Linked DNA regions of Homo sapiens: regions 1 and 2 are each linked to region 3. A link is a loop called in an ENCODE intact Hi-C map of the cell type or tissue named here. Cell type or tissue: heart right ventricle. All regions are shown on one strand. Links, peaks and the distances in the headings refer to the core of each region. The heading gives the core; the rest is flanking DNA.

Region 1 (9,662 bases), core at 4,663-9,662, 70 kb after region 3:
CGGGAGGAGTCGGGTGCTCTGCCCGAGAGCTGTGTGTACGTCCATTTTCAGGTTCTTCCAGGGACTCAGTGACACCTGGGTTTGTCCAGTTCCAAAGCGGAAAGTTCAGATTCAGGGGCTGCTACCCTAGCAAACTGTTTTCCCCAGCAGGGGAATGCTCCCTGGCTCCGCAACGTTCAGTTGTACTGAGGGCAGAATTGTGGTTAACCCTGGCGCTCTTCCCCAGCTGAGCACCACAAATAGCTTGAAAATTGATCAGAGGATAAGGAAGGTGGTAAAGACCTTCCCCTGGAGGGAATTGTTGGGTATTTACTGCAAACTGGGTTCTGTGGCTGGAATAGAGCGGGGAGCAGGGAAGCTCATCCTGTCTACCCTGACCTGGGCAGTGACTTGATGCTTCAGGTCAAGCGGATGTTTAACTGCAAGGCCCTGGGAGGCACTGGAAGGAATCACAGGCTCCCACCTCACTGGGCTTCTCACCTCTGATCCCAGCTTTGGCACCAATTGGCTACATGATCCTCACCTCTGTGTCCCCATCTGTAAAATGAGAGGGATAGACCAGATAAGGTGGAGAGGTTCTGCCCTATCCTCTGAATTGCTAGGCTGTGACAGAGGTTGGGAGCCAGGGACAATGAGTTTGTCAAATGAATCAGAGAGGGCACCTCTGCCCAGCCAGGTGGGGGTGGCACTGCTCTCTGGCCCTGAGCTCCACGCCACAGGGCTTCCTTCCTCCTGTTGGCTTCCTTCCCAGTTTTCTCCCACCCCATCCACACTCTGCAGCTGTCCAACTCTGGCCCAAATCCTGGTTCTCAACAGCTGTGGGACATTGGGCACGTTACCCACCATCTCTGTGTTTCTGTAAAATGGTGATGATAATGCCTACTTGATAGGTGTGTTGTTCGCATGATGGCATGGAGTCGCGTGATGGCATGGAGGGAGTGCTGTGAAAGTGCAGATGGTTGTGATGTTATTTAATATCATTATTGTCTGGGTTCCCTTGGGTCCTCTCTGAGGCTGGAGGCCTCTTTGTGCCTGAGTTCCTGCCTTCTGGCCTTCCTTGGACGGGGACTGGGATAGAGGCCACCCACCCCAAAGGATAGTGGCGTTTTTGGGGAGGCAGGCTAATGGGAAGAGATTAGACCAGGGAGTCATTAGTTCTGTCCTTGCTACTCAAACTCTCTGGGCAGCCCTTTCCTCAATAGTAAAACAGGTTGTTTTACTGTTTCCCGACTAAGAACATTTTATTTTTTTCCTTCCAACAGCCCCACTGCTTGCCCCCTGACAGTGCTGCCCCAGAGATAGGGTATAAAAGTGTCTAAATGAAGTATGGACACTGTTGATCTTAAGTGAATTGTTTTGAACCCAAAAGACCAATAGAAGGACTGAGTTTTTCTGTGCCTGGGGGCAAGGAGGTGACTTCAGGAGAAGGTAGCAGCTGAAGGACAAGGTGATGAGAACAAGTACCTCTGTTCTCTACCCCAGCTGCATGCCCTTTGCCAGTAGCCCAGCCTGAGCCCAGGCCTCCACAGCTACGTGGCTGCAGAGACCAGACCTGCAGGAGGGGTCCTGGAGGTTGTTTGGTCCTGCTCTGTCTTGGCATGAGGCTACCTTGCCTGGCCTTCTAACCCTCTTGATAGAATCTTCCCCTTAAAGAGGGTGAGGCACAAAAGCAACTGTGGATGGCAGGCCCAGTGGGGTTCAGCATAGAAAGATGGTGGCCTAAAAGCAAGGGTTCTCAGCGTCCTATTGCATCCCACGGTCCTCCCAGACTGGATTTCATTTTACGTTCCAACCTGAGGATATGCGGGTCTTCCATGGCTTTTTTCTCCCCCTTAAACTGGTTCACCCATTTACCAGTGACCTTAAGGTTACATAAACTCCCGTGCCTCTATTTTCTTATCTGTATCATGGAGATGATAATAGCATCTACTTCATAGGGTTTTTGTGAGGATTAAATGAACTTAGTATATGAAATCTACCTAGAACAGCATTGGGCACAGGGGAGGTGCTTCATGAGCAGGAGCTATTATTGTATTAGCATATCTGCATTTATGGAAAAAAACAGGCAGTTTTTGTTCTCTTCCCTTTGGCTTATCATCCAATCCCCAGAAAACCTGTACTTTTAATTCTTCAGTTCGATAGGTAGTTTGGAGCAGGTGTATAAGTAAATCTATAGGTATGAATCTTAGAAAAACTGCAATACATATTTAATCTTTTAAAAACTTAAATATTAGGGCCAGGCGCAGTGGCTCATGCCTGTAATCCCAGTACTTTGGGAGGCCGAGGTGGGCAGATTACCTGAGGTCAGGTGGTCAAGACCAGCCTGGCTAACACGGTGAAACCCCGTCTCTATAAAAATACAAAAATTAGCTGGGCGTGGTGGCGGGCACCTGTAACCCCAGCTACTCAGGAGGCTGAGGCAGGAGAATCGCTTGAACCCAGGAGGCAGAGGTTGCAGTGAGCCAAGATCGCGCCACTGCACTCTAGCCTGGGTGACAGAGCGAGACTCTGTCTCAAAAAAAAAAAAAAAAAAAAAAAAAAAAAAAAAACAAAACAAACCAAAAAAACTTAAATATTAGGACTTAAAATAAATAATAGTAAGTGTAGCTCTACATTTTGGATACCTGGCTAGTACACCATTGTACGAATGTGTCCAGCTCCCTGTAGATGGTAAATTGGTTTGTTTATACAGTTTTGCTTACTGATAGCTATACAACAATGGATATCCTTGTGTGTACTTCTGGGCACCTCTTCTGTTTTGTTTTCTTTCTTTCTTTTTTTTTTTTTTTGAGACAGAGTTTCACTCTTGTTGCCCAGGCTGGAGTGCAATGGTGTGATCTTAGCTCACCTCAACCTCCGCCTCCCAGGTTCAAGTGATTCTTCTGCCTCAGCCTCCCTAGTAGCTGGGATTACAGGCATGTACCACCACGCCCAGCTGATTTTGTATTTTTAGTAGAGATGGGGTTTCTCCGTGTTGGTCAGGCTGGTCTCGAACTCTCGACCTCAGGTGATCCGTCCGCCTCGGCCTCCCAAAGTGCTGGGATTACAGGCATGAGCCACCGCGCCCAGCCATTGTTTTGTTTTCTTTATGATAAATTCCTAGAACTATGACACGGTGAAAGTGTAGACTTACCAGTCTGGGTTAAATGTTTTAATTTCGGATAAGTGAGGCTTCCATATCTTTGGTTGTTTATATCTTTTTTTTTTCCTTTCTCTTTTTTTAGTTATTTTTATTTTTTTGAGACAGAGTCTCACTCCGTTGCCCAGGCTAGAGTGCAGTGGCATGACCTTTGCTCTTTGCAACCTCTGCCTCCTGGGCTCAAGCACGATCCTCCTGCCTCAGCCTCCCAAATTGCTGGGATTACAGGTGTGTGCTACCACGCCCAGCTAATTTTTGTATTTTTTTGCAGAGACGGGGTTTCGTAATGGTGGCCATGCTGGTCTCAAACTTCTGGGCTCAAGAGATCCGCCCACCTCTGCCTCCTAGAGTGCTGGGATTACAGGCGTGAGCTGTCACACCTGGCCTTATATTTATTCTTATGTAGGTTCATCCCGTTGCTTGCTTTCTGGTGTATCTTCTCAACTGGTCAGTCCCAGGATCTGAGAGACGGCTGAGTTTGCATCCTCCGCTCTTTGTTTTGAAGCAGCCCTCTCGGAACCTGGTCACTATAGCCTGTGGGGGGTACTCTCAGGAGCCCCCCCCCCCCTGGGCACAACTGGAGGCCCTGAAAGGACACTGCGGGTGCCCTGTCTTGCTGGCCTGGCCCCCTGGGGGTCTCCTGTAGCTGGAGCAGAAAGAAGAGCTCTAGGAAGGGATTGTGTGGCTTCTAGAGGACCCAGGCCACTGGCCTATGCCAGGCACCCGGAGGAAGCGGAAAAGCAGCCCTTCTAAATGCATTCCGTCTGCTTCAGTGGCACAGCTGTCCCAAGCCCAAATATGGGAGCTTTCCTCCACTTTCTCCCCAAGGAGTCCCTCAGGCTGGAGGGAAAGTCGCTGCTTGGGAAGCAGGAATCCCAGCACCTTGTAGCGAGAGTGTAGGGCAGGATCCAGCAGATATGCTGAGGGCGGCCTTAGGCAGTCATTCAAGGCCTTAGCTTCCCAGTGGTGAAAGAGGTTGGGTTGCAGGCCTCCTGAGCTCCTTCCATTCTGTCGTCCATGTTCTCCCCTTGTCCGGCCCTGCGGGACACCCAGCCCGTCCGGGATTTCCTTGCTGTGGGGCTGCCGGAGGCTACATGAAGGGCAGTGGTCAGGGCCCACTAAGGGGCTCCCTGAGCTGGTGCCAGCCGCCGGCTTCTCTGATAGCAGCATTGCTCGTTTCCTCGTGTGTCCCTCTCTTGTGGAATAAGTGCTAGTGTCCAGCCAGGTTTCTAACTTCCCGCTGAGCTCCTGGGATGTGGTGGCTGGAATTCTGCAGTGTACAAAACAGCACCTAGAATTTGGCGGGGATAGGAACGGGTTCTTAGGAAGCTTCCATCAGCCCCCAGACGGCCTGGCATGGCTTACCCAGGAAGCAGGAGTTCCCAGCAGCCAAGTGGGTAACTGGGTCTGCCTGCTCCAACCTCAAGGGAGCTGTCTGCAGGCCCAGCTTCTACTCCTTTCCTGCCACACGCTCATGTGCTGCCCCTTCCCTTCCTGAGGGGACTCCAGCTCCCCTCCCTGGATGCTCATCCCCCAACCGCAACTCAAGGTCCTGTGTTGTCCCGCTCCCCCCGCCACACCCCTTTCCCTGTCCTGGGTCAGGCTGGGACAGACATGCTTCACCGTGCATAACTGGGGCAGGCGGCCTTCCCTGCGGTCTTGGCAGTCAGCATACTTGCCTTCCAGATGACTGGCCCACAGGGAGGAGGGAACGTGCCATTTTCTTGACCAGTCTCTGGGAACCCAGCTTTGGGGCTACTGCTCTGTGGGGCCTTCTGGCAAGTGCCAGGGTTTAGGCAACTTCCAGGCACTGGTGAGGATGATCTCAGATAGCTGCCGCCCACCTGACGTTATAGACCTCTGGACTTAGAGGCTTGTGATGGAGGGCATGGCACAGCAGGGGTGGGAAGGTCAAAACGGGAGCCTCAGCTGGGTCTCATCCATGGCTTCTCAGAAGAATCAGGACTGATGTTGGAGAGTCCTACCCCTTGGGGTCTACACGGACTTTGGGTTTTGTTTTGTTTTTTGTTTTTGTTTTTGTTGGAGACGGAGTTTTGTTCTTGTTGCCCAGGCGGGAGTGCAATGGCGCGATCTCAACTCACTGCAACCTCCGCCTCCCGGGTTCGAGCGATTCTCCTTGCCTCAGCCTCCCGAGTAGCTGGGATTACAGGCATGCACCACTACGCCCGGCTAATTTGTATTTTTAGTAGAGATGGGGTTTCTCCATATTGGTCAGGCTGGTCTCGAACTCTGAACCTCAGGTGGTCCGCCCACCTCGGCCTCCGAAAGTGCTGGGATTACAGGCGTGAGCCGCTGCGCCCGGCCTTGTTTGGTTTTAATAGAGACATTATCTCCCTATGTTGCCCAGGCTGGTCTTGAACTCCTGAGCCCATGTGATCCTCCCACCTCAGCTTCCCAAAGTGTTGGGATTACAGGTGTGTGCCACTGCACCCGGCCTTACTGTATCTTTACATCCTGTCTTACCTGATCCTCACAACCACATATGACTTCGTCATTTCTGTCCTATAGCTAGATGAGAACACTGAGACCCAAAGAAGTCAAACAAAAATGTATGAGGCTCATTCTTTTCCTCCTCCTCCACAGAATTAGGAATTCCGTGCTGTGTCAGTAAAGGGGAAGGGCGGGTTGCTGGCACCACTGCCCCCAGCTGCCAGGGCTCCCACCAGTATAGTGGCCCATTTGGATTGGGCTGATTGGGGTATGAGACGCCTGCGTGACTTTCCTTCGCTGGAACCTGTGTCCTGCAGAGGAGGCACATCAGGCAGTGCACTCCCACTTGCCGGATAGAGAAACTGATGCTTAAAGGTGAGTAACTGGCCCAAAATGTGCCAGCCAATCAGTGACAGAACCAGGACTCCAGCGGGGACACCGATGGCCATGGTTACCTGGCTTCCTGTTGAGGGAAGGGATGCACAGCTGGCTCCTGACGTTGGCTTCTCTTGCAGGTGCGCTGGTACCCTTCCTCTGACACCACCCAGCAAGGATGGAAGTACCGTCAGTTCTGTTAGTTTTTCAGTAAGTGTTGGCCCCAGAGGCCCAGGACAAGTGTCCTAGACTCCGGCTCCCTGAAGGGCCGTAGTTCCTCCCTCTGCCCCGGGTCTCAAGAGCTTAGCCGAGCCCAGAGCAGGCCTGGCTTTAGCTCTAGTCCCACGCCTCTGCTCACGGCCGCCTCTCTCCCTCCCTCCAGGTCTGGTCACCGGGGAGGTGGTTCTGGTAATCTGTGGTGGTGCCGGGACAGGCGCCCCGAGTTCCCACTGCCCCCGGGCGGCCTGCACAGAGCTGCTGCCCTCCAGAGACTGTGAATCCCAAGCCTGACTCAGTGGACTGCTTCCTGTTCCCCTCCCTCCTCTTCCTCACCTTGTTCTGCACCCTCAAGCCTTTCTCCAATGCCTCCCAGGAGGATTTGGGGACTTTCTCCCTGGGGCGCCCAGATCCAGCTCGGAGGCCTCACTGGGACCTGGCAAGGCCTGACCTCCCGCCCAAACTTGCTTCTGTAGCTCCCCCTCGAGGAAGTGAGGTGTTTAATTTTGCATGTTTTCTGGCATGAATTAAGACACTTATACTTGTATATATGAGTGTACAGTTTGTTCTCACACTGTCACCATAGCGACAGGTCCTGGCTCCCAGTGGTTCATCCTGCCTGCCCCTCTCTCCTCGCCCCGCCCCTGCACCCACCCCGCTTCAGGGAGGCCCAAGTTCCGTGGCCCCACACGCTTCCAGGCTCAGCTCCCACCTCCACCCAACAGATAGATGGGGTTTGCTTTTTCATTTCACATGGGGCTCCTCCGCTCCTGCCTTCTCGGATGGGCCAACAGTCGTAAGAAAGCCCTCTCTGCCCGTTCTGTTCACCTCTCCACAGCGCACCCCGCCCGCCGCTGCTCCTCATTCTTTCCAAACCTCGAAACCAACCAAAACGTGAGAAGTATTTTTGTACCCTGTGTAACAAAATATTTATGCATCATAAAGGATTTTTCATGTGCGTACCATTAATTATTAAAGCGACCTCGTTCGCCCTGTCAGATAAGTTTAATGTTTAGTTTGAGGCATGAAGAAGAAAAGGGTTTCCATTCTTCAGCAGTACGCCTTTGTGTCTGGCATTTGTTTAAGAAAATGAAATGAAGGAAACACTGTGCAATGTTTTTTGTTTTGAGCATATCAGTGCTTTACTGTCAGCCGCAGCTGTGACCGTCTGGCCATTTCAGACTTGGGAGATGAGGCGGCTGTTGTCATTGCTGATCCTGTGAGAATGTGAAACTGGATAATATATGAAATGCAAAATAAAACAAAACCAAAATGACTGCTCTCGGCCTTTGCTTCCCCCTTCCGTGGACGCAGACTGCCATTGGGAAGGCAGAGCCAGAGAGATGTGGAGTCGGGGGAAGGAAGTGAAGTGGGCCTGGCCCGCTGGCAGCTGGCTTGTGACTGTAAAGGTGGTGGGGGAGGACCTTGGAGCTCACTTAGCCTCTCCTGCCTCCCTGGTTTGTAAGCTGGGGAAACAAAGTCCAGGGTAAGTGACTTGCCTAAGGGCCTGGCAGTTGTGGCTTTACTTCCTCAGTTTCCAGGCTGTCAGGGTAGGGAGAGACTCCCTACACCAAGAGCAGGCCCCCAGGTGGGACCTTCCTGGGGGAAGGCGGTGATATACTCGGCTTAACCATTTACGGCCTGTGGTCTTTTTGAGTCTCGCTCTGGTAAAAGAGGACTGAGGTTTGGGCTGTTGGGCTCTGCCAGGTGGTGTCTGTCCTTGGCGTGCCTCTTGTGAGGCTGTGCTGGAGGGAAGGCTAGGACCTGGAATCTTGCCCAGAAGGGGTTAACCTCATCCACCCTGTAGTCTATGGGCTGCAACTCTGATTCCTGGAGCGGGAGCAAATGGGTGTGAGGCTCAGGGAAGCTGTGCAGTGCCAAGAGCCCAGGCTGGCCTGGGCCAGGTGTCAGGATGCCCGTCATGACCCTCAGTCTTACCTTTTGTGACTTGGGGTCTCGGGTTCCTTGTCTGTGAAGAGGTTGCTTGAAATCCTTTCAGACTCTTACTGGAGGGCTGGTGTGCTGAACTCAGGGTTTAACTGTTTGTTTTTTCATCCACTCCTGGGAGAGCTGCTCTGCACCGCACCGCACCTCAGACCCAAAGCCGTGCCTGGAAAGGGAGGACAGCAGAGGCCCCGGAACCCCCCTCCCAATAGGTGTTGCTCCAGCCTTGCTCTAAGCAAAACTAAAGTGGCTGTGGCTGGCTCTGGTCACTTCCTCACTTGCACCTCAGGTCACCGCTCCCCGCCTTACCCCGTCTCCTGAATCCCAGTCCTGCACAGGTCGGCTTGGGTCTAAGATGTCAGTGCTGGTGAATGCGTCAGCTGGCGACCCAGGTGCTCTGAGGGAGGAGGAGGAGGAGCCTGGCCAGGACCAGGCCCTGCAGGTAACCCTGGGTGTCTGTGGGCGAGTTACCTGGACCTCAGAGGGTGGCTGTGTTCGTGCCCAGAGGAGTCCGGGGTTACTCGTCTCCCGCGCTGTGCCCCTTGCCTCGCTGCAGTATCGGACCAGCTGGCAAGGCCGCCCAGCCTTCAGCCCCTGCCTGTGCTGGTGGGAAAGCTGCTCTGTGTCCTATGGCCCCCACCCAGGGCCAAGCCGAGGGCTGACCTACTTCATCTGTGTCAAGAACCAGTGGGTCTTCCTGAGGTCGTGAATTATTTAGCGAAGGTGCCTGGGCCTTTCTGAGAGGGGCTAAGAAAGCTGCTCTATAATTTAAAGCCCCTGCGCCTGCGGCTTCCCTGGGGGGCCTCCTTCACGCTTTAGCGAGCAGGGCCCAGGCCTGGGTCTGAGTGGAGGAGGAGCCGGGGAAGGAGGAGCCCTGCAGCCATTCCAGAGGGCACTCTCAGCTGGACTGGGGGCTTTTCTCAGTGTAGGGCCTCTGCAGAAAGGCCTTAGTGAGCAGTCATGTTTAGACTGAACTTGGGTTAAGGAGCCTTCAGTAGATCAGGGCTTCCTGGCTGGGGTCAGAAGCACCTGTGTCCTGATTCCCTGTCCTGCTCTCTTTCCAGAAAGCAGCTCGTTATCCCCAGAGGTGTTGAGTCCTGATCACAGTTGAAAGTGTTCCTTCCCTTCTGAAAGGGAGTTAGGCATCTGGGAACCACCAGCATTCTTTCCCCCACTTCTCCCACCCACAGATGAGTCTCACTGTCGCCCAGGCTGGAGTGCAGTGGCCTGATTTCGGCTCACTGCAACCTCTGCCTCCTGGGTTCAAGCCATGCTCCTGCCTCAGCCTTCCAAGTAGCTGGGATTACAGGCATGCACCAGCACACTGGGCTAATTTTTGTATTTTTAGTAGAGATGGGGTTTCACCATGTTGGCTAGGCTGGTCTTGAACTCCTGGCCTCACGATCCGCCTGCCTTGGCCTCCCAAAGTGCTGGGATTACAGGCGTGAGCCACCATGCCCAGCCTCCACCAGGGTTCTTTTGGTGTGAGGTCCCTTCCCAGCAGCGATGAAATCCCCTCGTTGGCAGGAGAGGCTGT
Region 2 (8,981 bases), core at 3,982-8,981, 120 kb after region 3:
AGGCTTGGCAGGTAAGCCAGGACCTGGTGATTTCCAAGGTCTGCCCAGTGCCACAGTGATTTGTTAGAAGATTGCTAGGTGCTCCTCCGGTCAAATAAACCCAGCTGGAGTCCCTTGGCCCTCCTGAGACTTCCTCCCCATGACTTTGCAACACGGTGGGTTCCCCTTAAGACAGCAGCGTAGTTCTGGAAGCTGAAGCCCACAGGACTGGGGCAGCTGGGAGCGTTCATAAGCCTTCCCTTGTTTAGAGAGAGCCAGGATGGGGTGGGGGTGGGATTTGAGTTATATCTTTACATCTTGGCCGGGCGCAGTGGCTCACGCCTATAGTCCTAGCACTTCGGGAGGCTGAGGTGGGTGGATCATGAGGTCGGGAGTTCGAGACCAGCCTGGCCAACATGGTGAAACCCCATCTCTACTAAAAATAGAAAAATTAGCTGGGCATGGTGGCGTGCACCTGAAATCCCAGCTGCTCGGGAGGCTGAGACAGGAGAATCGCTTGAGCTTGGGAGGTGGAGGTTGCAGTGAGCCGAGATCGTGCCACTGCACTCCAGCCTGGGCGACAGAGCGAGACTCCGCCTCAAAAAAAAAAAAAATCGTCAAGTCTTGGTGTTTACTGTCTCACCCTCTCTGTCTCTTGCAGTAGTATTTTGCCTTTGAGTAACTGTCCCCAGCTCCAGTGCTGCAGGCACATTGTTCCAGGGCCTCTGTGGTGCTCCTGATGCCCCTCACCCACTGTCGAAGATCCCCGGTGGGCGAGGGGGCGGCAGGGATCCTTCTCTCTCAGCTCTAATATATAAGGTAAGGAGGACCCTGGGATGGAAGGCTGGGGTTGGAGCTTTCTCAGACTCCACTGTGCTGCTGCTCAAGGGGAATAATCACTTTCTTAGTCTTCTGGCTCTTAGCCTAGGCCAGTGGGGGGACTGTGAAGGACTCTTTCAGCTGAGGCTGTTGCATGGCTTATTGGGAATACTAGAGGAGAGATATCAGCACCATTTGTTGCCTTTTAATCTGCTGTAATTGAGGCCCAGAAGTTAGTTTAGCTTCTCACTAAGACTGGGATGGAAGGTTAGCAAGGCAGCTGAATTCTGGGCTTTTGAGATTGTGCCCAAGGGAGATAACACGGACCCTGCAGTCCACTTGGAATCAGACTTTGGCTGACTGGGGCTCCAGCCAAACCCTCATACATACCCTCATTTGTTTTTGGTATTTCCCTTTCTGACAGGGAAGGAAAAGAACATGGTGTTGGGGGAAAGCGTGGGCTTTCGAGTCAGGGAGACCTGGGTTTGAATCTCATCTCTGCCATTCACTGTCTTTGGAGCCTTGGGTCAGTTGCTTCATTATTCTCAGACTTAAAGTGGAGTTGTTAATTACCATCTCAAGTGCTTGTCATGATGATAAAGGTAATATATGGGACAGCACTTTGTACTTGGCACCTAGTGGACAATTTAGGTAAATATTTCCCTTTCTGTTTTGCTAGCTTTTACCACCATCAACTGGTCTTAGTGCCTGGTGAGTGACAGCTCCTTTTAGCCATCATGAAGCTCTGCGTTTTCAGCATGGCCTCTATCCCACGCTACCCTGACACTGGCCTAAGGGGACTCCCAGCATCGCCTAGATTAGGGAGTGGATGATATGGCCAGAAGCAGTAGTGACCTGGTCCTCTGCCCTGCTTTCCTTCCCAGGACGAGAAGCTCACTGTGACCCAGGACCTCCCTGTGAATGATGGAAAACCTCACATCGTCCACTTCCAGTATGAGGTCACCGAGGTGAAGGTCTCTTCTTGGGATGCAGTCCTGTCCAGCCAGAGCCTGTTTGTAGAAATCCCAGATGGATTATTAGCTGATGGGAGCAAAGAAGGGTAAAGAGCCAAATGCTGGGGAGGGAAAGGAGGTCCCATTCCAGAGAAGAGTATATGTTTACTGTGGGTAACAGAATTGTAGGGGAGTCTGTGCCTTCTCCCTTAGCTCTAGACTCCCCAAGCAGATACCGTTTTGTAACAGGTTATTTTTAGCCAGTAAGACAGGCCTGCTCTAGGTTATAATTAAAGCAGATTGTTATCACATTAACCAAATGCCTGCCGGTTAATCGCCCCATGGTTCACTCTGACACTAAATCCCCCTGTAGCTACACAGTACTGTAGTTTAAAAGGCTAGGAAGCAAAAAGAAGTACTTAGGCCCATCACCACCTTCCTAGACCTCCCTCCCATTCACACCCCACCCAGGAAGCTCAGAGGTAAGTGGGATTTCATTGGATTGGGCAAAGACCCTCCAAGCAGCCAAGATGGGTAAGAAATGTCCTGAGGACAGAGTTCCTGAGTGGTCCCAGCCTCTTGAGAAAATCCTTTTAGGCAGTGTTAGAGCCCAGAGTGTCCCTCTCAGTGGCAGGTGATCATATCAGACTTGGCAATCTGTGGGACACCTGAAGAACTGGGTTTTCTTTCTAGGCCCCAGACTCTGTCTTGTGGACAGCATTAGTTAAGATGGGTAGTGTTACTTTCAGATCTCCTATTGCAGGAAGAGAAAAGTTAGTAACATTTTTCTCAGGCGCTGTGGCTTTTTTTTTTTTTTTTTCCAAAATTCAAGGCTCTTGGGGTCTTGACATAGGAATCTTCCTCCTGGAGCTTCTGAATTTTTTTTTTTTTTGAGATGGAGGCTCACTCTGTCGCCCAGGCTGGAGTGGAGTGGTGCGATCTCGGCTCACTGCAAGCTCCGTCTCCCAGGTTCATGCCATTCTCCTGCCTCAGCCTCCCGAGTAGCTGGGACTACAGGCGCCCACCACCACGCCCGGCTAGTTTTTTGTATTTTTAGTAGAGATGGGGTTTCACCGTGTTAGCCAGGATGGTCTTGATCTCCTGACCTCGTGATCCACCTGCCTCGGCCTCCCAAAGTGCTGGGATTACAGGTGTGAGCCACTGTGCCCAGCCCAGAGCTTCTGTATTTATATTGCTGGTTGTAGGCCTCAGAAAAGCCTTTGGGTTGGTAGGGGTGGGGGTGGGGTGTGAATGGGAGGGAGGTCTAGGAAGGTGGTGATGGGCCTAAGTACTTCTCTTTGCTTCCTGCAGATTGTTAGCACTGCTAGAGTTTGCTGAAGAGAAGATGAAAGTGAACTATGTCTTCATCTGCTTCAGGAAGGGCCGAGAAGACAGAGGTGAGGAGTCAGAGTGGCCTGAGCCTTACAGCCCAGACAGTGGGGCCTGGGGGAGAGAAGGGAGCACCTCCAGGATGAGGTGGGACTCTTGAATTTGCCTTTCAAACCCTGGGAAATCATGGCAGGAGGGCAAGTGCCTGAAGGGCTCGTAAAAGCCTAGTGCTTATTTGTTCCATCTTTGTTTGGGGTTTTGATTTCAGCCTACCATTGTGTTTCTCATCAGACTTTTTTACACTCTGTCTTCTGCAGCTCCACTCCTGAAGACCTTCAGCTTCTTGGGCTTTGAGATTGTACGTCCAGGCCATCCCTGTGTCCCCTCTCGGCCAGATGTGATGTTCATGGTTTATCCCCTGGACCAGAACTTGTCCGATGAGGACTAATAGTCATAGAGGATGCTTTACCCAAGAGCCACAGTGGGGGAAGAGGGGAAGTTAGGCAGCCCTGGGACAGACGAGAGGGCTCCTCGCTGTCTAGGGAAGGACACTGAGGGGCTCAGGGTGAGGGTTGCCTATTGTGTTCTCGGAGTTGACTCGTTGAAATTGTTTTCCATAAAGAACAGTATAAACATATTATTCACATGTAATCACCAATAGTAAATGAAGATGTTTATGAACTGGCATTAGAAGCTTTCTAAACTGCGCTGTGTGATGTGTTCTATCTAGCCTAGGGGAGGACATTGCCTAGAGGGGGAGGGACTGTCTGGGTTCAGGGGCATGGCCTGGAGGGCTGGTGGGCAGCACTGTCAGGCTCAGGTTTCCCTGCTGTTGGCTTTCTGTTTTGGTTATTAAGACTTGTGTATTTTCTTTCTTTGCTTCCTGTCACCCCAGGGGCTCCTGAGTATAGGCTTTTCAGTCCCTGGGCAGTGTCCTTGAGTTGTTTTTTGACACTCTTACCTGGGCTTCTCTGTGTGCATTTGCGTCTGGCCTGGAGTAAGCAGGTCCGACCCCTCCTTCTTTACAGCTTAGTGTTATTCTGGCATTTGGTTAAGCTGGCTTAATCTGTTTAATGTTATCAGTACATTTTAAATAGGGGCATTGAAATTTACTCCCACCACCAGGGCTTTTTTGGGGGATGCCTGGGCCTTTAAAACACTAGCCAAACTCTAATTAATTCTCAAATCACTGCCAGGAGTTCTTGCTCCTGGCTGCAGGCCCAGGCCCCAAGGTCTCCTTCTTGGGGTCACAAACAGCAGTAAGGAAGAGGAATATATAGCAACTCAGGGCCTGGGAATTGTGGGGCAATCCGTTCTTAGGGACTGGATACTTCTGGCTGGCTGAGTATAGTACTAGCTGCCTCCCCACCAGGTTCCGAGTAGTGTCTGAGACTCTGCTCTGCAGGGCCTAGGGTAGCGCTGGGAGTGTAGAAGTGGCCTGCCCTTAACTGTTTTCACTAAACAGCTTTTTCTAAGGGGAGAGCAAGGGGGAGAGATCTAGATTGGGTGAGGGGGACGGGGATGTCAGGGAGGCAAGTGTGTTGTGTTACTGTGTCAATAAACTGATTTAAAGTTGTGGTTGGTCTATTCTTTATTTCTGAACTAGGACCAACTCCCTACCAAACTGTTTTGACTCCAGAGCCTAATAAATAGAGGTGTGGTGCGTGCTCCTTGGGAAAAAAACTGCAGTGTAGGAGGGCAGATAAACTGGCTGAGGTCTCTCTCTGGGGCCATATTACACTGTGAAATGCGGGGTTGCTAGGAGTCTGAGACTTACTGCCAGAGCCCCCTGGAGAGAGATGTGTACATATCAGCTTCATCTAGGAGAGGCTATACCCAAGATCCAATCTGCTCTTAGCTCTTCCTTTTCTGTAAAAGGCTGGGGAGGTTGGGTCCTGATACTGGGTTTTGGCTTTTGCATGGAGCTCCTGACATTCCCATTCCTGAGGTCTTTGAAGGATGCAGCACACACCTTCCCTGTTCTAGTTTTCCCCTTTTGGAGCTCAGTGTCCTAAGGTGTGGCTTCCAGTCCCCCACACCACAGCCTGATGAATAAGCTCTCAGTGGTACCAAGGGGGCTGGAATCCTCTTCACCACAGTTTTTTTAATTTCTCAAGGATTTACTGGCACTTTTTTTCTTTTGCTTCTGTTTTGCCAATTGAAGGGCATGTTCTTCCACCTACATTTTTGCAACTGTCTACTGTTAAGCTGTGGCTCTCACATTGCTCTTTATGGAGCCTGCTTGTGTTTTCACTGTGGGCCAAGTCATTTATCTTGGACTCTAACTTGTATTCATTAAAAGTAATGAGCTCGAATCCCAAGTTTTTTTTTGTTTTTGTTTTTTTCATGGAATCTCGCTCTGTCGCCCAGGCTGGAGTGCAGTGGTGTAATCTCAGCTCACTGCAACCTCCGCCTCCTGGGTTCAGGTGATTATCCTGTCTCAGCCTCCTGAGTAGCTGGGATTACAGATGCCCACCATCACACTCAGCTAATTTTTTGTATTTTCAGTAGAGACAGGGTTTTGCCATGTTGCCCGGGCTGGTCTCGAACTCCTGGCCTCAAGTGATTCCCACGCTTCGGCCTCGCCAAGTGTTGGGATTACAGGCGTGAGCCACCGTGCCTGGCAAATGTTATTAGAGCAAGTCTGGGACTAGAGACATTCCGTTGAAATCAAGTGTCCCCCACTGGGCAGGTAATTCCTAGAGGCAGCTGGCAGTTTAGGATGCAGATATTAAACAAACACAAGGAATCGACAAGACAGATGAAAAAGAACCAAGACAAAACTCAGTCCCTTACTTTTTCCCAAGAAACATGCTTGAGATTCTGCTGCCACCTATTGGTGATTCCTCTTCAATACGGCTAGAGTCACAAAGGCTAAATTGGAAACCCAGTCAAGATTTCCCTCTTCAAAAAAAAATCACCCAGTCAAGATTTCCCTTTTCAAAAAAAACTTTTGCTATTGAAGACCACTGACAGGAAAGAAATATGGTACCCAAAAGGCTGCACTACAGTTTAAAAAGCAACTTAGAAGGTAGAATATTTTGGGGGTGGGGGTGGTGTGTGAAAGGCAAACTAAGTCTAAATTTAAGAACAGGGACATTAAAAACTTTATTCAATAAATACAACAAATAATTTAAAAATATATTTCAATTCCAAAGCCAATTAAGAAGAGGAAGTAGAGAGAAAGGGAAAAAAGTGGGGATGAGGAAGGTAGAGGAAAAGAGAAAGCGGCCAAACAATGGTTTGGTTGGGCTGTGTTTCAGAGTATACCACCCTTTAAAATTCTGATCAAATACTCTTGACCCATAAACCCTTAGCCCTTGTTCTGATGGGGTAGCCACAGGAGTCCACCAGCTGGGAATCATCCACTGAGCTCTGGATCAGAGCATTCTAGAGGCTGGAATGTCGGGGGAGTTTTAGGGGTAGTTTTCCGGTCATTCCTAAAACCATCCGTCCTAACTCCCAGGCAGGTTTAAATAGTGCAAACTCTTAGGCAGAGAGCTCCCAGCTGCATAGTTTCACAGGTGAGTGTCCCAAGCCAGGGCCTCCAGGAAACAGGTCCCAGAGTACCCAGGGGTCCAAAGCCACTTCGGTGAATGGAAATCTAAAGGTGAAGAGAGGGGAGGCCAGGGCACAGAGTAAAGCTCCTGGGCTAAGCCAGTGGCCAAGCCAGAAAACAATGCTGGGCAGAAAAGGGTTACAAGGCAGGTAGTCTGGACACTGGATTCAACAGCTTGCCATCAGCCAGGGAAAGTGAAGCTGAGGATGCATATGGAGCAGGGCCAGGAAGATCAGGAGAGCTGAGGGAGAACAGGAAAATTGGGAGGAAGGAAGAGGCAGCTCAGCAGCAAACTCCAGGAGAAATAACCAGCAGCCCTCACAGATTTGTGATTGTCTCTTAAAAAGATTTATTTTCTCTTCTTGCCTGAATGTACAAAGGCAAAAAGAGTACAGTTTGTATATATATATATTTATATATATATATAAAAAAACAAGGAACTTGGTAATGTACACTTTACAGAAGGGAAGAATCAGGAAGACTGAAATTAAATTCAACAGAGCAACGCCAATGGAACAAAATCTATGAACAGCAACACTGCCCCTCCAGCCCGGGCCTCCAGCTCGCCCCAACCTGCTCCCAATGGGAGGGCTGAGCACCAAGGCAAGCGGGTGGGCTGGGGCAGGAGGGGCTGGGGACAGGGCCTGGGAGGGGCTTGATCCCAGGAGGGGGGCCCATGGTAGGAGATCACTGGAAAGCTTCCTGGGATGCCCAAGTAATTAAAACAAACAACAAAGGCCCAGAATTATGGGGCCAACTAGCTGCCCAGTTGCATCTTGGGGGCATCAGAGTAGACAAGGGGATGGTGAGAGGGTATACGGGATAAGTGACATGGGTGGCCTCAAAGCCTGTATGAAATAATTCTCTAGCCCTCTGCAGTCTTAACTCGCAACTCTAAGTCCTGCCATGGCCCCTTAAACGTGGAAAAAAGAGACTCAAGAAATCACCATTTCATTTCATAGGGTGCCCTCTTACCCTTCTAAGCGTGTGGTTCTTTGACCTTGTGATGTGTGGAGAGAGTTCGGTAAGAGAAGGAAATTTCATACATGTACATGTACAAGGCAGGAAAAGGGGATGAAGGGAACTGCCATACCTTAAAATGAGGAAGTAGTTGATGTGGATCCTAAAGAGCAGCTCTCCAAGCCTTGCCTGATCTATCTGGGGATGAGGCCCCCTCCCTCTTTAGCTTCTCCTCTATGGGAAGCCCCGTGAGCAATGTCTGTGAGGGCCTGGGCAGGGGTGGCTCATAAACAGGCTTGGTCTGGTGGTCTTGGCCCTTGGTAGCAAATTTTTCCAGCCTTTGTTTGTGGGGTGGGATAGGATGGGGACCCCTGCTGAGCATCTCATCCCTCTGACTAGGTCATGGATGCCACAGGTAGCTCCCACCTGTGTTTCTCCTCCCCATGTAGAGGTGGGCAGCAAATCTTTCACTCAGCACTTGTCAAGAATCTCCACAGCTGCTGCTTCATGTTATTTCAGAGGGAAGACTAGGCCCGGCAGGCATCAGGATCTGCCATGGTGGCTTTCACCTGCTCTTCTGAGCAGCTCCTACTCTTCAGGGGAGACTTGGATATGAGGATCAAAGAGCCAAATGTTTAAGAAGAAAAATTAAAAAGGAAAAGAAAAACCTGTTCTCTTCTGGAGAACCCAAGGCTGCCCAGCTAATACAGAAGTTCGTCCTCTGTGTTACAGAATGAGTGGAAAGGGCAGGAATGCAGGGCCATGCCTGCCCAATGCAAAAGAAAATTACTCCTAACGGTTTCTTTACAATATATACAGAGTATGCTGCAGGCCAGTGCCACAGATACAAAACACACAACAATATTTAAAAACAAACAGGAACAGAGAGGGAACCTTGGCTCCACCTCACAGGAGCCCCAGGAGGGCATAATCAGGCTGAAATTCAGTCACCCTCTTGGTTGGGGTGACTCAGGTGGGGTGGGATGACGGTGTCTGCACTAGCTACTTCCACGGAGGAAAGGGAGGTCACTGCTCAGAGCACTGCCCATGAGGGCAGCAGAAGGCAGAGGGAATGATGGGTATGAGGGAGGCTGTTTTGGGGCCCTGCCAAGAGGTCTAAAACAATGGTTTTTGGGGAGGACTCAGAACCCAACTTGAACAAAAACGAGGAGGCAGAAACCTAGGGAAAAGGCCTGTAGATCAGAGGGGATCCTCTTGAGCAGATGGTGACCCTAAGCCTCTCAAGTGTAGGGTTCCAGGGTCCTTGGAAATCAACTACTACTGGGCATTGTGCTTACTGTCCCCTATTTCCCATTTTCCAAACTGAGTCGGAGCCAAGTTCCTGCTCCTAGTCACTTTTGGCACTCTGGTCACACACTCCC
Region 3 (9,679 bases), core at 2,066-7,065:
AGGTTGCAGTGAGCTGAGATTGCGTCATTGCACTGCAGCCTAGGCAACAAGAGTGAAACTCTGTCTCAAAAAAAAAACAAAACAGAAATGACGTTGTCATTTGGTGAAGGTGAGTTACCATCACCCAATAGTCAGACATACTAGAGAATTCACGTGGTGGGAAACAAACAGGCCTGCTATATGTTGCTGCATTTGCTAGGAGCCTGGGTTGAAATTTCTCAGTTTGAGCCTTGATGGTCTCCCCAGCTTGAACCTGATCATCAACAAACTAACTTCAGTTTTTCAAAAAGCCTGATGGAAATTGCCCAGGGGTCCTCATAGGCTAGCTAAAACTAAGATTCTCTGCTTGTGAGTGAAAAGGTATCGATTCTGGGTGGTAAATATGGGTTATGATGGAGGCATGCATTGGCAGCTACAGGTGTCAGATTAATAAAAAAGGTGGCTGGGGCCGGGCGCAGTGGCTCACGCCTGTAATCCCCAGCACTTTGGGAGGCCAAGGCGGGCGGATCACGAGGTCAGGAGATGGAGACCATCCTGGCTAACACAGTGAAACCCCGTCTCTACTACAAATACAAAAAAATTAGCTGGGCATGGTGGTGGGCGCCCGTAGTCCCAGCTACTCTGGAAGCTGAGAATGGAGTGAACCCGGGAGGCGGAGCTTGCAGTGAGCTGAGATTGCACCACTGCACTCCAGCCTGGGTGACAGAGAGAGACTCTCTCTCAAAAAAAAAAAAAAAAAAAAAAAGATGGCCTGATAAGGTGGCTCACACTTGTAATCCCAGCATATTGGGAGGCCAAGGCGGGTGGATTGCTTGAGCCCAGGAGTTCGAGACCAGCCTGGGCAACATGATGAAGCCCTTGTCTCTACCAAAAAACAAAAATTTGCCGGGCACAGTGGTGTAGTCCCAGGAGGAACTCTGGAGGCTTGAGGTCAGGGGTTCAAGACCAGCCTGGCCAACATGGTGAAACCCCATGTCTACAAAAATTAGCTGGGCATGGTGGTGCCACCCTCCCTGACCTGGAGAAGTCAATTTTTTTTTTTTTTTTTTGAGACAGAGTCTCGCTCTGTTGCCAGGATGGAGTGCTGGAGTGCAGTGGCACGATCTCAGCTCACTGCAACCTCTGCCTCCCTGGTTCAAGCGATTCTCCTGCCTCAGCCTCCCAAAGAGCTGGGATTACAGGCACATGCCACCAAGTCTAGCTAATTTTTGTATTTTTAGTAGAGACAGGGTTTCACCATGTTGGCCAGGATGGTCTCGATCTCCTGACCTTGTTATCTGCCCACCTTGGCCTCCCAACTGCGCCCGGCTGAGTCAATTGTTTTTCTGTGACACAATTTCTTTTCTCTGTTCCAAACAGAAGACACTCTTAGGAGCAGAAAACAAGCCCACCAGAGTGACACCTCCTTCCCCTACCCCACAACAAGTGGGCAACCATGGGGGTCTTTAAATGTGGTGCCATTTATATGTCAGATGTTCCCAATTTCCCCATGCAACACATCCCTTCTCCCAGGTCCAGCTGTGAGCAGGTCACACTGAGGCCCTGCCCTCAGGGCAGTTACAATCTGGTTGCACTTTGCTGCTTTCACTCTTTCCTTCTACTGAACACACGGTCTGGGGACCACCCAGTTCAGCCCAGATAGCACTATCTCATATTCTCTAACAGCTCTGCAACCTTCGGTGGTCTTGGATGGAAAGAGGAGAAACTGACTCAGGATAATTGAAGCAGGAAAGGAAGATAACAACAGGCTATCTCAAAGAACTGATATGAAGCCCAGAAAACTAGGCTTGGAAACAAATAGGAATCAGAAAGGCTAGAGCCACTGGCAGGAGTAGAGCTGGGAGCAGTCAGGCCAGGAAGACCTTTGCAGCCGCCACCAGACACTGAGCACAGCTGCCAGGGGCAGGAGCTCTGCACTCTGCTACCTCCTCCCCCGATTCAGTTCAGACCTAAAGGCGGGTATGGGGCTGGGTGACCTTGGTCTCCCATGCAAGTCCTGTGGCTACTGGCAAGAGGCCAAATGTTTCATCAAGTTGCAAGAGGGCCTAGTGATTCTGTCCAGGATGACTCTCTAATCACCCCCGAAGGCCGGGTTGTTGGGGATGTCTGAGGGTCCGGTGATGCAGTTATCTTCTGCATCCTCACCTGGGACTCCTCTCTCTGACTCCATCCTCCACACATGGCTGAGGCATCCCACTCACCCAGCCCCTTCCCCTTCCGCAGGGGCTGATCACAGCTTTTCCCAGTCTCATATGCATCTGTCCTGCTATATAAAATGTCTTTCTCGTGAGACTACCTGGGCACCGGAAAGTCCTCTCCTTAGCAATCCCTTCTCATGGTGAAGATGCTCTCTGGAAGGCCCCCAGAGGAAGACAAGTGAGTTCCACATGGTGGGTGAGCTCCAGACATTCCTGACCCGCATGCCAGATCACAATAGTGGATTATTTTATGAGGTGTGCAAGAAACCTCACGGCTCTCTATTTTCTTGACATCTAATTTAACTTAACTTTGAGCCTGTATCCCGAGGGGTGTAGGGAAACCCTATCTCAGTCAGACAGGAGGCTCCTCAATCCCCAGGGTCAAATGAGAGTGGGGCTTATAGGAGCCGCTCTCATCTTCAGGGCCCGCCCTGATCACCATCCATAGGCAGTAACTCAGCCTGGGCCCTGGGATGGGGTGGGAGGCTTTCTGAGACTCTCCAGTACCTCATGCCAGGCCCTCTGGGCCCCTGCCACCTCCCTGTGGTGCTCCCAGAGGACCCTCTGACCACTTGCCCCTCCCCAGTCTATGGAACCCTCCTTCTCTCTGCCTCTCCTTCCCCCCAGCATCATCCTCTCAAGGAACTTTACCTGTGAAGCAAAGGCCAGGAAAGACTGTGTCCTCAGATAACTTCTGGATTTGAGGCAAAGAAGCACAGGGAGAGCCATATACGGTGGCTCGCACCTGTAATCCCGGCACTTTGGGAGGCTGAGGTGGGTGAATCACTTGAAATCAGGAGTTTGAGACCAGCCTGGGCAACAAGGTGAAACCCATCTCTACCAAAAATACAAAAAATTAACCAGGCATGGTGGTGCGTGTCTGTGGTCCCAGGAGGCTGAAGTGGGAGGATCACTTGAGCCCAGGGGGCAGAGGTTGCAGTGAGCCAAGATATCATGTCACTGAAACTCAGGCTGGGTAACAGAGTGAGACTCCAGCTCAAAACAAAACAAAGCAAAAATACACACACACACACACACACACACACACACACACACACACACACACACACACACCCAGCACATGGAAAGGGGCAGGCAGACAGCAAGGGAATGAACAAAGAAATAAGGAAGGTAGAGAGCTTACCCTTAGGCGACCAGGACTTGCTACCTGCCCAAGAAAGCTGCCCTCATATAGCAGGGTGTGGGTGGAAAAACTCCAACTGCTTTTTCCTGTTCTCTCAACAGCAACAACAATTAACACAGAGAGAAGACTTCTGTGACCAAATGCAGGGACTTCTTCCCATCAACAAACAAGCAATTCTGTAGCGGACACTAGCTGGGTGTCCTCTAATTTAATTCTGAAGCTATCTACCTGGAGGCAGCCTCAGATCCCACAGGTTGAGGACTCAGTCACCAAAACTGACAGCCCCTTCAGACAGTCACAAGTCTGGGCCTCTGGAACTTCTGACCGACTGGCTTCAAGTTGGGGTTCCCAAGACCCCCCTCTTTTGGTTTGATTAATTTCCTAAAGTGAGTTACAGAACTCAGGGAAACACATTTATCACTTTATTAGAAAAGGATACGTGGGGGAAGGGGTGTGGAGCTTCCCTCTGTGGGAAAGCCTTCCTCCACTAATATCCACTTGCTCAGCTACCCAGAAGCTCTTAGAACCTCTGCTTTGGGGCCTTTTATGGAGAATTCATTATGTAAGCATGATTGATTAACCATTGGTCATCAATTTAACTTTCAGCTCCCTCCCCTCCCCTGAGGTCATAGGGTGGGGCTGAAAGTCCCAACCCTCTAATCCTGCCCTGGTCTTTCTGGTGACCAGCCCCATCCTGAAGCTGCCTAGGGGCTGCCGGCCATCAGGCAATCATCAGCATACAAAAAGACACTTATCACTTTGGAGATTCCAAGGATTTTAGGAGTTGTATGCCAGGAAATGGGGATGAAGACCAAATGTATATTTCACATTCTTACAGGCTGTGCCACTGCTGATGGGGGCAGGGGGCACCCCTTCATTTCTGTTTCCTTCCTAGTTGGGGGATTTCGCACTCTCCTCTCCACTCTCCCACAGGAAGGCTGGAGTTGACTTTGCCAGGTGGACGAGTTGGAGAAAAGGTGTTTGGAGAGAGGAGCTACACAGTGCAAATGCACAGAGATGTGAACTATCCTTGATGGACCTATGGTCCACTTTAAAGGCTTTAATGCAAGAGAAGGTGGTATGTGGGGAGGCTGGCCTGGCCCTGAGGGGGCTGAGCCCAGAGTAGGGGGCTCAGCCCAGGGCGATCCAGTCCCCAGCTGGGAGGCAGGCAGGGGGCCAGGCAAGAGGGGCGGGGCGATGGCCCTCAGAAAGATAATCTTATGACCTGACTTGTCACAGTTCCTGCCACTTCTCAAAGACATTCACCCTTGGAGGGGGAGTCCCACTACCTGCTGTCCCTCCACTTGCCTCCTGTGCCTTATGCTCCCTCCTCAGTGTCCCCTGGGATCTGCATCTGAGGGTAGTGAGCAATTTACAGCTCAGTCTCCCTGCTAGGATGAAGCGGATCCCTTGATCCCGAGAGACACAGCTGAGATGTCTTTGTGTCCTCACAACCCTCAGCAGGATGACTTTTGAAAGCAGATGCTTCATTAAATGTTTCATAAGTGAACAAAGGCTTGGACAGTGACCTGAGAGGTAAGGAATGTTTACTCCCATTCTGCAAAGGAGGTAGCTGAGGCCTGGAGAGGTTCTTAGTGGCAGAACTGGAACTAGAATAGAACCCTGAGCCCTGTGCGCTCCTTCACCCTGTCTTCAGTGGGGTGCCAACTAGGCCTGACCCCATCCTTTCTGACGTCCTGGTATATTTTTCCCATCCGCACTGGGCTAATGATCTTACTTAACCCCCAATCCCGGAGCAGCCGGGCCCTCCCGCTCCCCATGCACTGCAGACCACTAGGTGGCGCCAATTGGTCATTCAGTCCTTTCCCAGGGAACCGCAGAGCCTTTGTCTCCCAGTCTCTGGGCTTAGGTGGGGGGTGCATGGACACTTTAGGAGGTGGGGGCTGAGTTAGTGTAGAGCAGGGAAGTTTTAAATAATCTTCCATCAGATTATCTGCTTTGTGCTCATTAACCCTCTTGTTGGTTTGTTTTTGTTTTTGAGATAGGGTCTAGCTCTGTCACCCAGGTTGGAGTGCAGTGACGCAGTCAGAGCTTGCTGCAGCCTCGAACTCCTGAGCTCAAGCAATACTCCTGCCTCAGCCTCCCAAAGCATTGGGATTACAGGGGCGAGCCACCATGCCCGGCCTCATTAACCCTCTAGTTTGTTTTTCACAATAACCCTGGGAGGTTGGGACAATTGTCCCCATTTTATAAAGAGAGAAACCTAATTTCTTTTTCTTTTCTCTTTTTTGTTTTTTTGTTTTTTTTGAGACAGTCTTGCTCTGTCACCCAGGTTGCAGTGCAGTGGTGCCATCTCAGCACACTGCAACCTCTGCCTCATGGGTTCAAGCAATTCTCCTGCCTCAGCCTCCCGAGTAGCTGGGATTACAGCTGGCTAATTTTGTATTTTTAGTAGAGACGGGGTTTCTCCACGTTGGTCAGGTTGGTCTGGAACTCCCGACCTCAAGTGATCTGCCTGCCTTGTTCTCCCAAAGTGCTGGGATTACAGGCATGAACCACTGCGCATGGCTGAGAAACCTAACTTCTGAGAGGTTAGGTGACTTGGCTATGGCCACACTGCAAGCTGTATCTGGAACCCAAGTCCCAAATAAAGGGTCCTGGGATTTTTGCAAAGTCAGCAGAGAGCCCTGAAGCCAGATTCCTGTGTTTAAACACTGGCCCCATCAGTTCCCGACTGTGTGACTGTGGTTATTCTGCTTAAATCTGAGCTCTGGTTTCATCGTTGGTGAAATGGGGATAAAGCCGATCAAACATGGATGGAGTTAGGAAGACAGAAGAGCTGGAGTCAGGCCAGGGATGCAGCAAACCCTCAAGGTTAGCTCTTATTTATTTGTCTTGATTATTGTCACCTGAAGGGGCCATCCCCCGCCCCATTAACCCCCTCTTGAGCAGCCTCTGGGGAATAACAAAGAGAATTCACAGCAGCCCAGAGTAAATGAATGCCATCTTTCACAAAGCCTTCCTTCCTGTCTGGCCTTCTGGAGGACCTGGGCTGCGCCCACCCACCATGGGGAAGGGGAGGATGAAATCTCCCCACTCTGCCTCCCGCAACACACGTGAGGTACAGGTCCCGGTCAGTTAGTGCACTTGGGCATAATCCCCCTTCTGTCTTCTGCCCATTTTCTTATGAAAGCGACTTCGACAACTCTAAAGTGGAATTTTTTTTTTTTTTTGAGACGGAATTTCGCTCTTGTTGCCCAGGCTGGAGTGCAATGGCGTGATCTCGGCTCTCTGCAACCTCCCCCTCCCGGATTCAAGCAGTTCTCCTGCCTCAGCCTCCTGAGTAGCTGGGATTACAGGCATGCACCACCACGTCCGGCTAATTTTGTATTTTTAGTAGAGACGGGGTTTCTCCATGTCGGTCAGGCTGGTCTCGAACTCCCAGCCTCAGGTGATCCGCCCACCTCAGCCTCCCAAAGTGCTGGGATTACAAGTGTGAGCCACCGCGCCCAGTCTACAGTGGAATCTTTAGACCTAGTTTACAGAGGAAGTCAAGGCTCACAGAAGGTGGGTGGCCCTAGGTCATATGGCTGTAAATGGCAGATCCAGGTTGGGCATCCAGGTATCTGAGGCCTCACCTTGGTGTTCAGGGCCTTTGAAAAAAGGACTGAACATGGGATGCTTCCTTTCCCCCTAGCTCTGTCCCCAAAACTCCACAGGCCAGACTCCATTTCCTTAAGATTCCAAGAGCATCACCTGCTGGGACAGAAATGGCAGGGGGGTGCCCCTGAGTCCTTGGCCCTGGCAGGCCAAGATGGGAGGGGTGGGGCTTGAAAGGCTTAGAAGGTGACCTTGAATAGGGAATTGGAACCCTAAATTCCTGAGGAGGCCTGGGGCGGGGGCTGTGAATGAGACAGCCAGCCCATCTCCACTCCTCCCCCGCAGCTCCAGCTCCCGCCTTCAGCCTCAGCCTCCAGGCAGATGCCCGCCCCAGGGGTGCCCCCTCAATCCCCGCCCCCAGTGGGTGTTGGGTTCAGTAAGCAGAGCCCCAGCTCACCTGGGAAGGTGCAGAGTGAGGATGGCATCCAGTTACAAGCTAGGGCTGGGAGGACAGGCAGGGGCAGCCCGGGGGCAGGGGCCAAAGGTCTGGAAACTGATGGTGGGGGCAGGTGTCAGGGGAGGTCTCAAGACAGCCCCCCACTCTGCAGGCCCTATCCCCTTGCCTCCCAGAAAACCTCCACACTCCTGGCATCTGAAGACCGGGGCGTCTCCCCGCAGACTAGGCCTGTGCTTGGTAAACTGTGCAGGGCTCTGCGCACTCCTGGGAGGTTGTTCTCTCTTGCAGCTCCACTCCTTTCTCCCTTCCGCCAAGATGGCCTCCTCTCCCGCCCCTCTACTGGGACCTGGCACAGCACTCCATGCCTATTTAAGGCAAATCTCCTGATCTCCTTTTAAATAACATTCGCTCCTTGTTGTGGAGAAAGCAAGCAGGGCCTGAGCTCGGGAAAGGGGAGGAAACCCAAATATCCCATGGAGTGGGTCATGGGGGAGCACGGGTGGGGGAAGCAGGTATGTACTCCCCCTCCCAAAATGAGCCTTGAGAAGGTCCTTTCCCCCATCCCCTGAGTCCTGCTGGTCCCTCATTGCATAGGCCCTGGATTGGCTCGAACCCCTTCAGAGGGGCTGGGGCACTCCCAGAAGGCTAGGACAGGGCAGCTCTTGCAGGCGTTGGGGGAGGGGCATGGGGGGATATATGCTTTGGCTAAAGGAGGGGCATACCCAGGAAGACCGGCAAGGGCCATGGAGGGTCTGAGGTTGGATGGACATCTGACCTCACAGCCCACCCAGTGTGAACGATGCACCAAAACTGCTCTTTGTTAGAACCTGAGGCTCAGAGAGAGCAAAAAACTTGCCCAGGGTCACACAGCCTGAGTGGAAGGGTCTGAAATCCAAGCTGGCAGGCTCCAGATTTAACGCTTTCTCCCCTTCTCTGCCAGGTCTCCTTGTGCCAGGGACTATGTGACACAAGACTTCTAGGCCCTTTTCAGGCATCATTCAAAGCCCTGAGCACACACCCTTCCTCCGCCTGCCTTCCTCTCTTCTGCCTCCTCTCCAGACCCACCAGAGCTGCCTTTCCCAGGTCTTCGGTCCCTGACTCAGACCTGCCCCACTGCTACTTCCTTCTCTCCCACTTCCCCTCTTCCTAGTCTTTCCCCCAGGTGGCTGCCTCCCTGGCCTCCCTTCTAAGCATCGCTAATCCCCCTGTGGTCCTCATATGACTGAGACGCCCTCTCCAGGGTTCAAAAAGATGGTCAGGGATCTTTTACAGATCATGTTGCCTCCTCGGGACCAGGAGCTTACTCCTCAGGCATGTGAGCCCCAGCAGGCCGGCCCCACCCCTGTCAGGCTGGACTGGGGGCTGGGGGACCAGAGGGAGGAAGAAGCCCTAGCCTCGCCTTCCTCTGCTCACTGAGAACTGAAAAAACCACAGTGGTCAGTTGGTCCAGTGGCCTCACATCACAGATGAGCAAACTGTGGCTCAGGGAATGGGAAGGAAGGCCCCAGGGTCCCCACAGTGAAATAGAAGCTGAGCTGGGTCTGACTGGAGCCCCTAATAACCTAAGGTGGGGGCTTCATCCTGGGAAAAGAGGGTCTATTATAGGAGGAAATGCAGCCACTGTCACTGCCCCAGTGTTAGTGTGCTTGTTGGATGGGGCGGGGGCGGTGGTGCCTGGAGGTGGGAGTATGTGAGGGTGAACTTTGTGTTTAATTGGGGTGTACTTGATCTTCTCTGGGTCTTTCTAGCCTGGCTCTACCGTTAACCTCTTGTGTGTCATTGGGCAAGCCCCTTTCCCTCTTTGGGCCTCAATTTCCTCCTGTAAAATGAGTTGGAGAGATCTTTGAGATCCCTTCCAGCTCAGACCTCATGCATCTCCCATCAGCCCAGCCTCATCTGCCCACCTGTTTCCAGGCTCCTGCCCTGGCTAAGGTTGTCTCACAGCCTGCTGAGGCTCCCATGGCCTCTCTCAGAATGGTCTCTCTCAGCTGGGCGCAGCAGCTTATGCCTGTAATCCCAACACTTTTGGGAGTTCAAGTCCAGCCCGGACAACATGGTGAGACCTTGTCTCTACAAAAAATCAAAAAAACATTAGCTGAGTGTGGTGATGCATACCTGTAGTCCCAGCTACTCAGGAGGCTGAGGCAGGAGGATTGTTTGAGCCCAGGAGGTCAAGGCTGCTGTGAGCTGATAGTGCCACTGCACTCCAGCCTGAAGGACAGAGCAAGATCCTGTCTCAAAAAAAGAAAAGAAAAGGCCAGGCATGGTGGCTCACGCCTGTAATCCCAACGCTTTGGGAGACCAAGGCAGGTGGATCAC

Evidence for each region. A loop is a pair of places that touch in the nucleus more often than their neighbours do. Peaks named below come from ENCODE experiments on the same cell type or tissue, not always from the same donor. Only the 100,000 strongest peaks of a DNase experiment are listed, where the experiment ranks them.
Region 1: a loop joins it to region 3, with 6 times the contacts of the local background. A loop is called at or near these places in 103 of 110 quality-filtered maps.
Region 2: a loop joins it to region 3, with 4 times the contacts of the local background. A loop is called at or near these places in 41 of 110 quality-filtered maps.

The regions. Positions count from the first base shown.
Region 1 is chr15:64,737,686-64,747,347 of GRCh38, reverse strand. It overlaps RBPMS2 (RNA binding protein, mRNA processing factor 2), which reads left to right. Exons shown (of 8, transcript NM_194272.3): 7 at 6,106-6,175; 8 at 6,348-7,457. The coding sequence ends at 6,168. Among named protein-coding and RNA genes, the nearest start is that of MIR1272, 20 kb to the left of the region's middle. RefSeq lists an enhancer at 4,267-4,768. In heart right ventricle, for the core only: a CTCF peak has its summit at 6,657 (motif pointing left); a DNase peak (open chromatin) is centred at 6,807; H3K4me3 peaks cover 610 bases; H3K27ac peaks cover 2,392 bases.
Region 2 is chr15:64,683,251-64,692,231 of GRCh38, reverse strand. It overlaps ZNF609 (zinc finger protein 609), which reads right to left. Exons shown (of 10, transcript NM_015042.2): 10 at 6,164-8,981. It overlaps OAZ2 (ornithine decarboxylase antizyme 2), which reads left to right. Exons shown (of 5, transcript NM_002537.3): 2 at 641-798; 3 at 1,683-1,858; 4 at 3,063-3,148; 5 at 3,398-4,658. The coding sequence ends at 3,528. Among named protein-coding and RNA genes, the nearest start is that of OAZ2, 16 kb to the left of the region's middle. RefSeq lists an enhancer at 6,189-6,690. In heart right ventricle, for the core only: a CTCF peak has its summit at 5,925 (motif pointing left); a DNase peak (open chromatin) is centred at 5,695; H3K27ac peaks cover 2,966 bases.
Region 3 is chr15:64,805,558-64,815,236 of GRCh38, reverse strand. No RefSeq gene overlaps it. Among named protein-coding and RNA genes, the nearest start is that of PIF1, 15 kb to the left of the region's middle. RefSeq lists enhancers at 3,466-3,971, 3,972-4,479, 6,002-6,509, 8,033-8,540, 9,048-9,556. In heart right ventricle, for the core only: CTCF peaks have their summits at 4,925 and 5,132 (motif pointing right); a DNase peak (open chromatin) is centred at 5,136.